2 separate regions of the Homo sapiens genome follow, and region 2 is linked to region 1. Evidence: read pairs that join two places in POLR2A ChIA-PET (ENCODE). Cell type or tissue: Panc1. All regions are shown on one strand. Each heading gives the region's core, and the rest is flanking DNA. Links, peaks and the distances in the headings are about the cores only. Region 1 overlaps SF3B4 (splicing factor 3b subunit 4). Region 2 has its middle 18 kb from the start of ENSA.

Region 1 (8,331 bases), core at 247-8,246:
GCCGGAGGTTGTCACAAGAACAGCTGGAAATGGCACCCAGCCCTTCCCAGGCCCTTCCTAGTAAAAGATAGAAGGAACTAAAGAAAAAAACAGTGATGTTAGGAAGACAAGTGGGAAGACAGGGAGATGGGGAATGTGGCAGCCCCTTCCTTAGCACCCCAGTCTCAGTATGGCAGGACCCAATAATTTCAGGGGCTTTTGCTGCCTTCAAAACACCTCCCTTGCCTTCTCCACTGCTCTCAAACTCCTTTTTCACAACAGTCTCCCAAATCCAGAGTGCTCCTATTCCAAGTTTACCTGGACATTTTAGAGAAAGCAGAGATAACAAGGTGTGGTTTCTATCCTGAACTGCCAGAGTCAGAGACCCCTGGATTCCTTCCATCTCTTTCCTCACAAAACAGTCCAGGTTACTTATTTACAGTGGACACCTCCTCATCCTGTCCATTCAGTTGGTGGTAGCAGAAGTACTGGGGAAGTTGAGGGATTTTTACAGACCTGACCAACCGGACAGTTCCCCTTCCATTAATTTGCTCCAATGACTCAAAAAGGATCCTCTCAATACCCTTCTCCATTTTCTCTTACTCTCCTCTACCTCCCTCCCCTCCCCTCCACACACTTGTACTTCCCGGGCAGGAAGAAGTAAATTGTTTCAGCTTTTCCCTTCATCTTTCCTTTGCTCTTGCATCAATAACCTGGACTCAGAGATCCAAGACATGCCACTTGGTGACACTTGATGACCATCCCTGCCGAAGGAGTGAGAGGGAATATGGTGATTTGGGGAAATACATCCTGAATGTGTCTATGCCAGATAAGGTCAGGACCTTCCAGACAGCACTGACCTGGGCTTGGACCTGGGTTCTCACTGCTAACAAGCTGTCAACTCTTGGTCAAGTTCTCCACATCTGTGAACTTCAGGTTTCTCATCTGGAAAAGGGGGGCTTGGACTAGATACTGCATCAGGTCCCTCTCAGATCTAATAGCGTGTGATTCTGCCTTACTAAATGTGGAGGCTTCAGAATGCTGATATATATACATGGAGAAGGCTGACAGGCTATGTCCGAAGAGACCACACAGGTAACATTTGCCAGGTTGAATTTACCTCTGACAGGGACACGGGCCTGGGCTTTGCAGACTCCAAAGCTGGATCTTGGAAATAATCATTCATGCCAACAAAGTTCACAATCTTCTGAAATATAAAGCCATAATACATAAATATTAATTTATCATAAATATTTAACTGTCACTCAGACTGAAAACTCATATCTACATGTCTAGTACATTCTCTCCCTGAAGCCAAATCAGAATCATAATGTCAATGTATAAATGCACAATGACATTACTGGAGGATTTGTATCTTTAATGGCATCTGGCCATCTGCAATAAGCAGCCATGCCAATGGGTCCAGAAAACTCTTCTTGGCAACAATCTTCTACCCCCACCTCTTTGCTATTGGCAGCCTTGCCAGCACTCCTGGACTACTCTGAATGTGACGGCTTTCCAGGATGGTGCTTGGACTGGCCTCAGGGACTCTCCCTTTACTAGACTTTCATTGCTGACCCGTCTTCAGGTTAACACACATTCTTTTTCTTTTTTTTTTTTTTTTTGAGACAGAGTCTCACTCTGTCGCCCAGGCTGGAGTGCAGTGGCGCAATCTCAGCTCACTGTAACCTCCACCTCCGGTGTTCAAGTGATTCTCCTGCCTCAGCCTTCCCAGTAGCTGGGACTACAGGCACGAGCCACCACACCCAGTTAACTTTTTTTTTTTTTTTTGAGACAGAGTCTTGCTCCGTCGCCCAGGCTGGAGTGCAGTGGCACAATCTCGGCTCACTGCAAGCTCCGCCTCCCGGGTTCATGCCATTCTCCTGCCTCAGCCTCCCGAGTAGCTGGGACTACAGGTGCCCGCCACCACACCCGGCTAATTTTTTGTATTTTTAGGAGAGACGGGGTTTCACTGTGTTAGCCAGGATGGTCTCGATCTCCTGACCTTGTGATCCGCCCGCCTCAGCCTCCCAAAGTGCTGGGATTACAGGCGTGAGCCACTGCGCCTGGCTAACTTTTGTATTGTTAATGGAGACAGGGTTTCACCGTGTTGGCCAGGCTGCTCTCGAACTCCGGACCTCAAGTGATCCACTCACCTCTGCCTCCCAAAGTGCTGGGATTACAGGCGTGAGCCACCGCACCCAGCCAAATATGTTAACATTTTCAATTAGGTTATAGCCAAGTCCAGCAGGAGAGCATTTGGCCAGCAGGGAGCCATTTCTTCCCTTTAAGGTGACTTTGCCTACTCTCCACTGATACCTTATTTGCTAAAATAGAAATCTTGCATACTTTTAGAGTGAAAACTTATACCATCAGTCCTCCATATCCATGGGTTTGGCATCCATGGATTCAACCAACTGTGGATGGAAAATGTAGTTAGGCCTATGATGGTTGCATTTGTACTGAACATGTATAGACATTCTCCTCTTGACATTTATTTCCTAAACAATACAGTATAACAACTACTTGCATAGTATTTACACTGCATTAGGTGTCACAAGTAATCTAGAGATGATTTAAAACACACTGGAGGATGTGCCTAGGTTATATGCAAATGTGCCATTTTATATAAGAGATTTGAGCATTTGTGAATTTTGATTATCTGTGGAGGGTCCTGGAACCAATCCCTTGAGAATACACAAATGACTGTATATATTTTCAAGTTCTGAGGGAAGACCTCATCATTTTCCCCCAGGTGCCAGTGCCCTGTCCCACCAACCACTCCTTTGTAGTCCCCTTTGCTGGGGCCATTTAATTTTAGAGTTCCTATGGGCTCAGTCCCAGGGGCGGGAAGCCTTCTACTCTCTTCTTGCTCACCACAGGCAGTCCCGACTTTAATACTGCCTATATGCTGATGATTCCCATTTATATCTGCAGTCCAGACCTTCCCATCAAGCCCAGACTCAAAATCTCTGTCTATTCAATATCACCACACGAACATCTAATAAGCATATCAAACTGGGGCAGCTAGAATTTCCGAGCCAACAGCCTCCAGGCTGAAGCAGCTGCCTCCCCTTACCTCAATTTTGTTTCAAATGGTTCCCTGCCATGATGTGAAAAAGGGCTGAAAAATGGTTTTTGGGAGCTCCCTAACTGGCTCTGACCTCAGCCTGCCTCCAATCCCAAACAGCTCTAGTGCATTATACACCATGCTATTTATCAATCTGTTTCTCCTCAGAAACATCCCATCCACCTGGATTGAATTTCTCCTTGCCTGGGAAAGGTCTATCCTTCCTTGAAGATTAAATGCAGGTATCACCTTTTTCCCAGGAAGTTTTCCTGGACTTTTCTTTTTTTAAGGTGGGAGGTGGGGGACAGTTTCGCTCTTGTTGCCCAGGCTGGAGTGCAATGGCTTGATCTCGGCTCACTGCAACCTCCACCTACCAGATTTAAGCGATTCTCCTGTCTCAGCCTCCTGAGTAGCTGGGATTACAGGCGCCCACCACTGCACCTGGCTAATTTTTGGTATTTCTAGTAGAGACGGAGTTTCACCATGTTGCCCAGGCTGGTCTCGAACTCCTGACCTCAGGTGGTCTGCCCGCCTCAGCCTCCCAAAGTGCTGGGCTTACAGGCGTGAGCCACTGTGCCTGGCCGTTTTCCTGGACTTTCATGCCAGAATAGGTAACTTTCTTCCTGCTCTCAAAATATTTTGTTTCATTAACAATCTCTTATGTGTCAGTTTTGACAGCAGAACTGCCTTGCTTATCTTTGAATCCTCAGCTGCCACCAACAGACATCCTTTGCAGGTACCATAAAAATGTTAATGAGAATGATGGACGAGAACAAGGGGGCCATGCTCACTTCTTGCCTAGAATTTAGTAAAGTTCACAGTTACATAAGCCAGAGGGCACTTCAAGGAAGGGGTGACTTAACAGGATTAATGTGGCAAAGAACATGGGGGAGAAAAAGGCCATTGGATTTGGTCTACTGAAAAGTCTTTAAACTGAGATTTACACGTGATGAAAATCAAGTTTGGAAGGACTGAGAAATGAGAAAAAAAATTGAAATACAAACTCCTTATCTGAGATGACTGTTTACAGACATCTGTAGGAACAGAACAAAATGGAACACGTATGGAACATTTACTGTCTCCATTTACTCATTTTGTTTTGTAATTATGTAAGACATCTATATTGTTCCAAATGAAAAACACATTAACACAGTATACTCAGAGAATCCAGCTTCCCTCAATATCCACTCCCTCCCCAGTGTTATCAATTTCCATTAGTATTTGGTTTATCCTTTTTTTTTTTTTTTTTTTTTTGAGACAGAGTCTCGCTCTGTCGCCCAGGCTGGAGTGCAATGGCGTGATCTCGGCTCACTGCAGCCTCCGCCTCCCAGGTTCAAGTGATTCTCCTGCCTCAGCCTCCTGAGTAGCTGGTTTACCCATTTTTAAAAACGTTAATACATATATATATATATATGCTACCCTTAGAGAAGGTAGCACACTACACACATTATTTTCTTCACTTGGAGATCTCTCCACAGCAGTACGTAGAGATCTTCACTTGGAGATCCTTTTTAAAGCTTTTTTTACATTCCTTTTTACAGCTGCACAGTACTCTGCTGCATGAATTTATCAGTTTATTCAACCGTCCCTTTACTGATGGAGATGTGAGTTTCCAATCTACTGCCATTATAACAGTGCTGCAATGAATTGCATAGTGCATGTTACTTCATTTTTGCCAGACTATCTCCAGATACATCTGTTCACTTTAAAACAATAGTCCGGCTGGGTGAGGTGGCTCACGTCTGTAATCCCAGCACTTTGGGAGGCTGAGGCAGGGGTGATCGCTTGAGCCCAGGAGTTCAAAACCAGTCTGGGCAATATGCCGAAATCTCACCTCTACAAAAAATACAAAAATTAGCTGGGTGTGGTGGCACACACCTGTGGTCCCAGCTACTTGGGAGGCTGTGGTGGGAGAATCACCTGAGCCTGGGAGGTTGGGGCTGCAGTGAGCCATGATCGTGCCACTGCACCCCAGCCTAGGCAACAGAGCAAGACCGTGTCTCCAAATAAAAAAAAGAAACAAAAAAAATGACGATCCTATGCTATATATATTGGGTCCCTATCTTCCAAACTAGAAGATAAGCTCTACGTAAGGAAACAATTACTCTAGTGCACAGCAAAGCTCAGCAACTGCAACAGCACATTACAGAATAAGCCTTTAAAATGTGGAGTAAGCACCCTTGCTCCTACTCCTACCTTACCATTCTTTTCATGATACTGACATCTCTTCTTAAAAGAAAAAGAGAAAAGTTACTGTTGTCAAGGAAAACACCACAAATAAACAAGGAGTTTAGTTTTATTTTCTCTGTGCATTTGCAAAATACTCAGGACCAACATAAAAAAGAAATACCTCCTGTGGAAAAAGTTACATTAAAAAGGGGAATGGAGTGGGGGTGCTGAAAGGGATTAGTACCTTTGCCCCAAGGAGCTACAGCATCTCTGATTGGTCCAAGGAATAGAAAAGATATTGGGAAAATGTAACAGGAGGAAGGAAAATGTGAATTTACTGAGGGAGAGGGCCTCGAAGTGGGCCTCGAGGGGGAACTGGTGGCCGGGGAGTGGGTCTGGGTGGAGGGAGAGGCCCCCGCTGGTAGCCATAGGGTGGGGGTCGTGGAGGGCCAGTGTATCCATGGGGGGGCATCAGTGGAGGAGGTCCACGCATACCATGCGGAGGCATAGGACCTGGGTGACCTGCAAAGAGTAAAAGAAAAGTTAGTAAGGGCACGGGACAAGGGGTGTGCCTACAGGAAGCTGTAAGAACATGATAAGTGCAGATGAGGGAGGTGGCTAGAGCCGACTTACCCATGGGAGATCCGAATGGAGGCCCTCGGGGGGGCATGCCCATTGGAGGAGGTCCAGGATGAGGCATTCCAGGTGGTGGTCGGGGCGGTGGCTGGCCCCCAGAGCCTGGGGGTCCAGCGTGGGGATGTCCTAAGCCATGAGGGCCATGGTGTGCAAGCTGCATCTGAGACATCCCTATGAAAATAAAATAGACACAAGAAGAAAAGAGACAAAGAGAAGGAGGCAAAGAAAATAGAGAAAGGAAGAAAACAAAATTAGAAAGAAAGTGACATCAGAAAGAGAACTATATAGAAAAAAGGGTATAGAAAATAAGGCTGGCTGGGCACAGTGGCTCATGCCAATAATCCCAGCACTTTGGGAGGCCTAGGTGGATCACTTGAGCCCAGGAGTTCAAGAACAGCCTGGGCAACATAGTGAGACCCCAGCTCTATCAAAAAATACTTTTAATTAGCCAGGCATGGTGGTGTGTGCCTCTATTCCCAGCTACTCAGGAGGCTGAGGTGGGAGGATCACTTGGGCCTGGGACGTCAAGGCTACAGTGAGCCAAAACTACGCCACTGCACTCCAGCCTGGATGACAGAGTGAGACCCCATCACCAAAAAATAAAAATAAAAAAAGAAGGGTGGTAAAAAGTGCTCCCTATCCTTGACCCTATTCCAACAGCACAAACCAACCAATCAACCAATTACTCAATCAACTCCTTACCCTATTTGCTTGCTTCTTCCATGATTTAGGTACTGTAATAGTAATGATGAAGTATATAACAAGTGGAGTAATAACTCTGTTGATAGGATTTGAGAAAGTAGCAGAGGACATAACTGTCTAAGCAAAGATCTAATTCTAAAGGATGAATACTTCAGGAGGATAAGATCATGGGAAGAAAGCATCCAAGCAGAAAGATTACCATGTGCAAGTCACAGGTGTGGCAAACAGCACAGTATGTTCCAGGAAATGCCAGTTAACTCAGTAATCAGGAGCAAAATGCAGTTATAGAAATGAGGGGCAGGGGCCAGATCATAAAGAGCTGTGAATGCTATGGTAATGAGTTTGGGTTTTACTCTGTAGGTCAAAGGGAGCAACAGAGGAATTCTGAGCAAGTGTGTGCACATCTGTGTCTTAAAAGACCTACACTGTGAAAGTAGATCAAAGTTAGGGAAAACTGGAGTCAAAGTGGCAAGAGATTACTACAACAAATTAAGTGTAAAATAATGAGGCAATGAGAGACTGAACTAGGGCACTGGCCATGGGGAGAGATGCCACTGATACAAATAAGACTTGGTATTAAGAGTGGGGTGATAGGGAGCAGTCAAACATAGCTCTCAGATTCATGAATTAAGCACCTGAAAAAAAAGAACACTAGAAGAAGAATGGATTTGAAGGAGAGGGATAGAAAAATGACGCTATCTATTAAGCAGCAGCATCAAGGATCTGGAATATCAACAGCTACGGACTAGAGATACAGACCTAGGAGGCATCAGTATATACCCAATTAAAACTATAGATATATGCAGAAAAGAGAAACAAGCACAAAAATCTAGGCACAAGTAGACATGAGTCTATCACGGTAGCTGAGATTAAGAAGTCAGAGAGAGGGGTGGAGGATCTAGAAAAGCAAAAGCAAAAAGAGACAAGAATTTCAAACAGGAGGACACAACTAGTTTCAAGTATATCAGAGGTCAAACTAGATAAGGAGCAGAAGCGTCCCCGAGATTTGGCAATTAGGTCACCACTTTGAGGTGGAGTCAGAGAAGAGAATGGAACTAAAGATTAAAGAAATAAAAACTGGCAAGTAGAGTCTACTTGTCAGAAAAACTTAAGAAATGGATTCAGGGTGGTAGATGTTAGAGAGCATTTTGTATGTTTTTATAATAGAATGTCTGAAGGAAAGGAAAACTCTGAAACTGTTACTGTTGAGGAACAAAGGGCAGCAGGGTGAGTGGTAACAGAGATGCTCTACCAAGCTCTTCCCTCCCTTTCCCAACAAAGCACACCTACCTGGATGGGGCATCCCACCCGGTGGGAATGGGTGAGGATGTGAGTGTCCATGACCAGGATGTCCTGCCCCTGGGGTTCCTGCCGATGGGGGGCCATGTCCTGCAGCCCCAGGAGGCATAGGTGGTGGGGGCATGGCTGGGGGTATCCCAGGTGGGAGGGCTCCAGGAGGTGGCACTGGGGGTGGGAAGGAGCCAGGAGGAGGCATGCCTATAGAGGAAATGGAAAAAGGAAGAGTTAATGGTAGTGAGGAGAAAATGTCTTTAAAGAGCCTGTCCTGATCTGGCCTCTCCAGGCAGGGTGAGCTCTTTCCCCCTCCTCCCAGTGCTCTAAAATCAAAAGCAATGTTAGAAAAGTCAACCAACTTCACCCTCCTAAAGAAACCCAACAACTTTCTTCTTCACCACTACCATCACCCCTCAGTCCTCTTCCCATCAACTCACTGACTCAATGTCCCCTGTCCCCCTTTCAGACTTGTTTTCTTCTTC
Region 2 (8,331 bases), core at 111-8,110, 690 kb after region 1:
ATAACAGGTGTGAGCCACTGGGCCTGGCCCAACAGAAACCTTTTCTTTTTTTCTTTTGAGACAGAGTCTCAACTCTGGAGTCTCACTCTGTTGCCCAGGCTAGAGTGCAGTGGTGCAATCTTGGCTCACTGCAATCTCCACCTCCCAGGTTCAAGTGATTCTTCTGCCTCAGCCTCCTGAATAGCTGAGATTACAGGCGTGTGCCACCACACCCGGCTAATTTCTGTATTTTTAGTAGATGGGGTTTCGCCATGTTGGCTGTGCCGGTCTCGAACTCCTGACCTCAGGTGATCCACCCGCCTTGGCCTCCCAAAGTATTGGGATTACAGGCGTGAGCCACCGTGCCTGGCTTGAAACTTTTTTTGAGACAGAGTCTCGCTCTGTCGCCCAGGCTGGAGTGCAGTGGCGCGATCTCAGCTCACTGAAAGCTCCGCCTCCTGAGTTCACACCATTCTCCTGCCTCAGCCAAGTAGCTGGGACTAACAGGCGCCTGCCACCACACTCAGCTAATTTTTGTATTTTTGGTAGAGACGGGGGTTTCACCGTGTTAGCCAGGATGGTCTCGATCTCCTGACCTCATGATTGGCCTGTCTCGGCCTCCCAGAGTGCTGGGATTATAGGCGTGAGCCACTGTGCTTGGCCTGAAACGTTTTCAATTAGCAATAATTGTACATTGGACAAACCTCATTGGCTATGATACTGCCACTGCACAAAACTTAAAAAAAATTTTTTTTTTTGAGACGGAGTCTTGCTCTGTCGCCCAGGCTGCAGTGCAGTGGCAAGATCTCGGCTTACTACAAGCTCCGCCTCCGGGGTTCACGCCATTCTCCTGCCTCAGCCTCCAGAGTAGCTGAGACTACAGGCGCCCGACAGCACGCCCGGCTAATTTTTGTCATATTTTTTAGTAGAGACGGGGTTTCACCATGTTAGCCAGGATGGTCTTGATCTCCTGACCTCGTGATCCGCCCACCTCGGCCTCCCAAAGTGCAGGGATTACAGGCGTGAGCCACCGCGCCCAGCCAAAATTTAATTTTTAATTAAACAATTAATATATGAATATTTTCCTTGGAAAAAAGGAAAATATAGATGACACAAAAGTTCCTATGATTACCACTTCCAATCTCACTCCCCTAATTCTTTTCTGGAAGTGACCACAATTCTTTTTTTTTTTTTTTGAGACAGAGTCTTGCTCTGGTGCCAGGCTGGAGTGCAGTGGTGCGATCTCAGCTCACTGAAACCTCCGCCTCTTAGGTTCAAGCGATTCTTGTGCCTCAGCCTCCCGAGTAGCTGGGATTAAGGCACACGCCACCACACCCAGCTAATTTTTGTATTTTTAGTAGAGATGGGGTTTCACCATGTTGGCCAGGATGGTTTCGATCTCCTGACCTCGTGATCCACCGGCCTCAGCTTCCCAAAGTGTTGGGATTACAGGCGTGAGTCAACGTGCCTGGATGTAACAGTTCTCAGTTTAGCAGTTATCCTTCCAGTTCTTTTTCAATTGATCTGTGCTTTTTAACCCATAAAAATAGGATAGATAGTAGTATCTGTCTCACAGGAAAAGAACAGAAGTGAAATGCAAAGTGGGTAATGTTTTCCTTTTTCTCGTTCCTAAGAGCTGAGACCTACTGCAGAAACACAGCTGTACAGTACATTCAAGCTGAAGAAAAGAAAATCTTTTTTATTTCCAAGGGTGGAATTATCTGCCCTTGGTATTATCTAATACCTTGTATTTTAAAATATAAGTTTTTTGTTTTCCAAAAAACTCAACAGACATCACACACAGATTTTACAGTAGGTACAAGCTCTAGCCTGGCACACAACACAGCCAGCGTCTTGGACAGGGGTCTGCCAGAGGAGGGTAGCAAAAGCCAAAAGCCCAGAAAGTATTCTGCTTCCTTTGTCCTCTTCCATTTTAGCCAGGCAAGGAGCATTCTGTGTCTTATATCTTCTTTTCCCTGTGGCGTTCATTTCCAATTGCAGAAAGGAGGTCATATGACCAGATTCTTTCCTTAAACAGCTTTCCAGCTGAGTACAACAAAGACAAAACAAAGCAACCCTGCTCCTCCACAATTCTGCTCTTCCATCACTCTACATGGCAGGAGAAACTCCCACAATAGCTTTTTCCTACTGTCAGAGAGGAAGCATAAACCAAGATTTCCAAAGGCACCACTGGTTGGTTCCCAGGTGCCCTAGAGTAGGATTTTTATTTTATTTTACTTTATTATTTTTTTTTTGAGATGAGGTCTTATTATGTTGCCCAGGCTGGTCTTGAACTCCTGGTCTCAACAAATCCTCCTGCCTCAGCCTCTGAGTAGCTGGGATTATAGGCACTCGCCTCCACACCTGGCTCTAGGATTTTATTTTAGCATAAAACCAAATTCCACTTTGCTAGCCATGATACAAGTTTCTTTTTGAGACGGAGTCTCATTCTGTCGCCCAGGCTGGAGTGCAGTGGCATGATCTCGGCTCACTGCAACCTCTGCCTCCCGGGATCGAGCAATTCTCCTGCCTCAGCCTCCCGAATAGCTGGGATTACAGGCGCCCACCACCACGCTAGACTGATTTTTGTATATTTTAGTATAGACAGGGTTTCACCATGTTGGTCAGGCTGGTCTCGAACTCCTGACCTCAAGTAATTCACCTGCCTCAGCCTCCCAAAGTGCTGGGATTACAGGCGTGAGCCACCCTGCCCGGCCCCTCTTTTTGTATATCTAATTTAATTCTAACAAAAACATATAAGGTTTTTAGTTTAGTTTTTGAGACAGGCTGTTGCCCAGGCTGGAGTGCAGTGGTGTAGATATGGCTCACTGCAGCCTTGACCTCCTGGGCTCAAGGGATCCTCCTGCTTCAGCCTCTGGTACAGCTGGGACCACAGTGCGTGCCACCACACCTGGCTAATTTTTAAGGTTTTTTTGTAGAGATGGGGCCTTACTCTGTAGCCTAGGCTGGTCTCAAACTTCTGGGCTCAAGTGATCCTCCCATCTTGGCCTCCCAAAATGCTGGGATTGTGGGCATAAGGCACCACGCCCAGCCCAGCCCATATAAGGTTTTTTTTGTTTGTTTGTTTGGTTTTTTTGTTTTTTTTTTTTTAAAGACAGAGTTTTGCTCTGTTGCCCAAGCTGGGGTGCAGTGGCACGATCTCAGCTCACTACAACCTCTGCCTCCTGGGTTCAAGCGATTCTCCTGCCTCAGCGTCTCGAGTAGCTGAGATTACAGGTGTGCACCACCACGCCCAGCTAATTTTTGTATTTTTAGTAGAGACAGGTTTTCACCACATTGGCCAGGCTGGTCCTGAACTCCTGACCTCAAGTGATCCACCTGTCTTGGCCTCCCAAAGTGCTGGGATTACATGCTTGAGCCACTGCACCTGGCCCCATATAGAGTTTTTATTGTCATTATTCCCATATTACAGATGAAGGGACTAAGGCTCAAAGGGTAAATAAGTCTGTTCTTAAATAGTGACTTCCTGAGACACAGGAGATGTTTAAGAACAGTACTGGTAGGTGGGAAGTGGCATTTTGGAGCAGGAGTGAGAAGCATGAAAATGTAGCAAGAATAGAAAAGGGTGGGAAAACAGCAAATTAAGAGGAAGAAAAATGCAGGTCCTAGCAAGAATTGCTACTCACCACTGCCAGAGTCTGGGCCATGTTCTAGGTGTGTATTTAAACAAATCTCCATAGCAACCATCTGGTTTCTGTTTTTCTATGACAACACGGGCTTGCATTTCTAAATACAAGCACTGGTGAGGACAAGTGTGGGCTGGGGAAGGGAAGTGGGACCGCTGAGTCAAGGGGAAATTGCGCAAAAAAGGCAAAGGTTCTCTTGGTATGCCCTCATCTATCCCCTCCCAGCACACCCTCAAGGAAGGGGTCTTTCCTTGACTCACAGCAGTCATTGTTAAGAGCTGAGCCTTGTATGCACTTTGTCTTTTGTTTTGGAGACAGAGTCTGGCTCTGTCACCCAGGCTGGAGTGCGGTGGTGTAATCTTTGCTTACTTAAACCTCTTCCTCCGAAGTTCAAGCAATTCTCTTGCCTCAGCCTCCCGAGTAGCTGGGACTACAGGCGCCTGCCACCACTCAGTTAATTTTTAATTTTTTTGTAGAGACAAGGTCTCACTACATCGCCCAGCCTGGTCTCAAACTCCTGGGCTGAAGAATTCCTCGTGCCTCGGCCTCTCAAAATGCTGGCATTACAGGTGTGAGCCACTGTGGCCAGCCCATGATATCTTATTTTTACCAATTATGTAAATTCCTATCTAATTAGGGTATACCCTTGGTGCAAGAGGGGGAAGGGTAGATGCTTTTGCTTCTCATTTTCAACCCAGGTGGCACTTTTGGAGATACTGAGGGTAGAGAGAGGTTGGAGGATCTCATCTGATAAAGGTGTGGTAGCCCCAGAAAGAAAGGTGAGAAAAAGGCAGCTAGGCATGGAGATGCAGGAATAAGAATAGATACTGCCATGAGGACTAAGTGGGCCCAGACCTGAGTTAAAACAGCCCCCCATCCCCGCTTTTTTTTTTTTTTTTTTTGAAATGGAGCCTCTCTCTGTCACGCAGGCTGGAGTGCAGTGGCGCGATCTCGGCTCACTGCAAGCTCCACCTCCCGGGGTTCATGCCATTCTCCTGCCTCAGCCTCCCGAGTAGCTGGGACTACAGACGCATGCCACCATGCCCAGCTAATTTTTGTATTTTTAGTAGAGATGGGGTTTCACTGTGTTAACCAGGATGGTCTCGATCTCCTGACCTCGTGATCCTCCCGCCTCGGCCTCCCAAAGTGCTGGGATTACAACAAGAGCCCCTTTCTTAAGCATAGTGATTCTCAACCAGGCAACCAGGCAACTCCAGGGGGCATTTGGCAATGTCTGGGGACTTTTCTGATTATTCTGACTAAGCAACTAATGGGTAGAGGACAAAGATGCTGTTAAACATCCTGAAATGCACAGGACAGTCCCTGCAACAAAGAATTACTTGGCCCAAAATGTCAGCAGTTCCAAGATTGAAAAACCTGAGTAAAGAGATGCTGGTCCTACAGGAAACGTCTCCTTTGTCCATTGCAGGAGCACCAGTGTGACAGATAAAACCATTTGAGGGGGGCCGGGCATGGTGGCTCACGCCTGTAATCCCAACACTTTGGGAGGCCAAGGTGGGTGGATCACCTGAGATCAGGAGTTCGAGACCAGCCTGGCCAACATGATGAAACCCCATCTCTACTAAAAATACAAAAAATTAGCTGGGTGTGATGGCTACCTGGGAGGCTGCGGCAGGAGAATCGCTTGAATCTAGGAGGTGGAGGTTGCAGTGAGCCGAGATTGCGCCATTGCTCTCCAGCCTGGGAAACAAGAGCAACACTCTGTCTAAAACAAACAAACAAAAAACTATTTGAGGGGGATATACCAGAGATGCCTGCTTGTTCCCCTGGGCCCTGAGTCCCTCTCAGACTTTCAGACCAAGTATTTTTAGTTTACTTCTGACAAAAATAAATTCAAGCCAGAATCCAAATTTGCTGTGAAATCAGCTGGTTCTAGAGAATAGGGTATTTTCCTATACCCTTCTTGGTATAGGCAAAACTGCCCCACAGAGGCTGTGCAATCAGGCAAAGGCATGCTCCTCTTGGCCTTAGTTTCACCATTTGTAAAACGAGTACACTGAACTCAATGATCTCGAATGTCCCTTTAGTTCCAAAACTCTGTACTTTTGGACATTTAAGAAATATCCTGGGCTGTACAGTTTGGGTCTGTAAAAAAGGAAATGACTCAAATGCAATAGAGGAAGCCTAAGGATGACTCAGACTTCCCTAATCATAAACGACACTTCAGACATGGACCTTAACGTCAAACCAGGATTCATGATCACTAAATGACTTTCCTTTTGTACGTGTGAGCAGGTGGCGTTCACCAGGGGTGAGACTTTATTGACAGTAAGTTGCCTCTGCCAAAAAACGCCCTCATATGTCTGCTGATGTTTGAATTTCTCCTATGCAGAGTTTTGTCTCCAGTTAAAAATGTAAATACTGTTGTTTCTTGTTGGAGCTCAGAGGAAAAAAAGATAACTACTCTAGGATATGTATCAATTTGATGCTACTTTATTTTATTTATTGAGACAGGGTCTTGCTCTGTTGCCCAGGCTGGAGTGCAGCAGTGCAATCACAGCTCACTGCAGCCTCAACCTCCTGTGCCCAATCGATGCTCCCACCTCAGCCTGCCATTGCTGGAACTACAGGCACATGACAACACGCCTGGCTATTTTTTTTTAATTTTTCAGACAGGGTCTCCTTACATTGCCCAGGCTGGTCTCAAACTCCTGTACTCAAGTGATCCTCCCCCTTCAGCCTCCCAAAGTGATGGCATTACAGATGTGAGCCACCTCACCCCAGCAAGTTGATTTTTAACAAAAGATAACAGCAAAACCCCAGATAAATTAGCAAACTACCTTCACAGCTCGATGTGAGAACTCTCTTAGTTTTATTTATTTATACACAGAGTCTCATTCTGTTGCCCAGGCTGGAGTGCAGTGGTGCAAACACAGCTCACTGCAGCCTTCACCTTCTGGACTCAGGCTATCCTCCAGCCTCAGCCTCCCACGTAGCTGGGGCCACAGGTGCATGCCATCATGCATGGCTAATTTTTTAATTTTTTTGTAGAGATGGGGGTCTCATTTTGTTGCCCAGGGTGGTCTCGAACTCCTGGGCACAAGCCATCTTCCCCTCCCAAAGTGCTGGGATTACAGGCATGAGCCACCACCTGGCTCCAATCTAAAATTTTATATTCTTGCTACAATGTTTTGAACTTCCAGGTTAATCATTTCTGCTTCTAAATCATCTGCTCTTTGACCTTATAAAGAGTTCTCTTAAAAATAAATAAATAATAGAGAAAGAAACAAAGAATTCTCTTGACCAGAGGTTTTTTTTTTTTTTTTTTTTTTTTTTTTTTTTTTTGAGACAGGGTTTTGCTCGTTGCCCAGGCTGGAGTGCAATGGCGCAATCTTGCCTCACTGCAACCTCTGCCTCCCGGGTTCAAGAGATTCTCCTGCCTCAGCCTCCCTGGTAGCTGGGATTACAGGCGCACGCCACCACACCCAGCTAATTTTTTGTATTTTTAGTAGAGACGGAGTTTCACTATGTTGGCCAGGCTGGTCTCAAACTCCTGACCTGACCTCATGATCCACCCACCCCAGCCTCCCAAAGTGCTAGGATTACAGGTGTGGGCCACCGCGCCTGGCTTGACCAGTTTATCACAACTTCCTTAGCCTATTTTCTTATCTAGCTATAATCAGAGAGATTCTTTAATCTTTCACCAGCACTTTCATCCCCTTGCTTCCTTCTTAGTATACTTTATCTGTCTACAAATCCTGACTCAGGATCTAAACAATAATGTCGTCCCTGCTCTTGTACCCAGGGAGCTAGGTGCTTCTAGAGAAAATAGCACAAAGATATGGATTGGTACCATTACATGTTCATGGTACCAATCTGTTAGAACCTCAACATTGCTTGCTTCCTAACCACCCCTCCCCACCTTTTTTAAGAGATGGGGTTTGGTTATGTTGCCCAGGCTGGAGTGCAGTGGCTAGTCACAAGCACGATAATTGTGCACTGCAGTCTCGTCCTGGGCTCGAGATCTTCCTACCTCACCGTCCCAAGTAGCTGGGACTATAGGCGTGTGCCACCATGCCTGGCTTTTATTTTTTGTACAGATGAGTTCTTACCATGTTGTCCAGGCTGGTCTGGAACTCCTGGACTCAAGCAATCCTCCTGCCTCAGCCTCCCAAACTGTCGGGATTATAGGCGCCTGAGTCATTGGGCTCCGCCCCTCCTCTCTTCTATGTCCTTTTATGGCTATACTTTTTACACTCCCACCTCTCTAACATCCTACTTTACAAGTCTGACTAAAGCTGTCAGACAACGACTCCTATAAATTACTTAGCCCCAGTCAAAAACAATCAGCTGGGAGTTTACTGTTATATTTTCGCCTTGAGTCTCCAGCAGGATGAGGCATATATAGTCCTACTTGAGACCACTTTCTCACTCAGTTGGCTTCCCAAGTAGACTAACCCCACCACCTAGTAGAGTGGCTGGCACACGGTAAGTGCTCAGCAAACGTCTGCAGAAGTAGACCATGTAACTAAACCACATCCACCTGTGCTCATTTCACCTCCTTTCTCTTCAGAACCCTGCTTTTTGGTTATTATCATTCTCTACTGAGCTCCAGCTTTTACTTATTCCTTTCACTCTTTCAATAAATATGCCTGAATTATTCCCATCCTAAAACAACCACAAAACCTCTCCATATTACTTAGTTCTATAAGCCAGATTTCACCTCTACAAATCCACTGAAATT

The links. ChIA-PET counts read pairs that join two places held together with the same protein. Peaks named below come from ENCODE experiments on the same cell type or tissue, not always from the same donor. Only the 100,000 strongest peaks of a DNase experiment are listed, where the experiment ranks them.
Region 2: POLR2A ChIA-PET joins it to region 1 with 13 read pairs; 2 of 35 experiments call an interaction of 5 or more read pairs at or near these places.

What each region holds. Positions count from the first base shown.
Region 1 is chr1:149,917,990-149,926,320 of GRCh38, forward strand. It overlaps SF3B4 (splicing factor 3b subunit 4), which reads right to left. Exons shown (of 6, transcript NM_005850.5): 4 at 7,847-8,053; 5 at 5,852-6,025; 6 at 5,328-5,740. The coding sequence ends at 5,553. Among named protein-coding and RNA genes, the nearest start is that of SV2A, 4.3 kb to the left of the region's middle. In Panc1, for the core only: no CTCF peak of the experiment used is centred there; no DNase peak of the experiment used is centred there; H3K4me3 peaks cover 505 bases.
Region 2 is chr1:150,607,907-150,616,237 of GRCh38, forward strand. No RefSeq gene overlaps it. Among named protein-coding and RNA genes, the nearest start is that of ENSA, 18 kb to the right of the region's middle. RefSeq lists enhancers at 560-1,246, 3,587-3,881. In Panc1, for the core only: no CTCF peak of the experiment used is centred there; DNase peaks (open chromatin) are centred at 3,761 and 5,825; H3K27ac peaks cover 1,253 bases.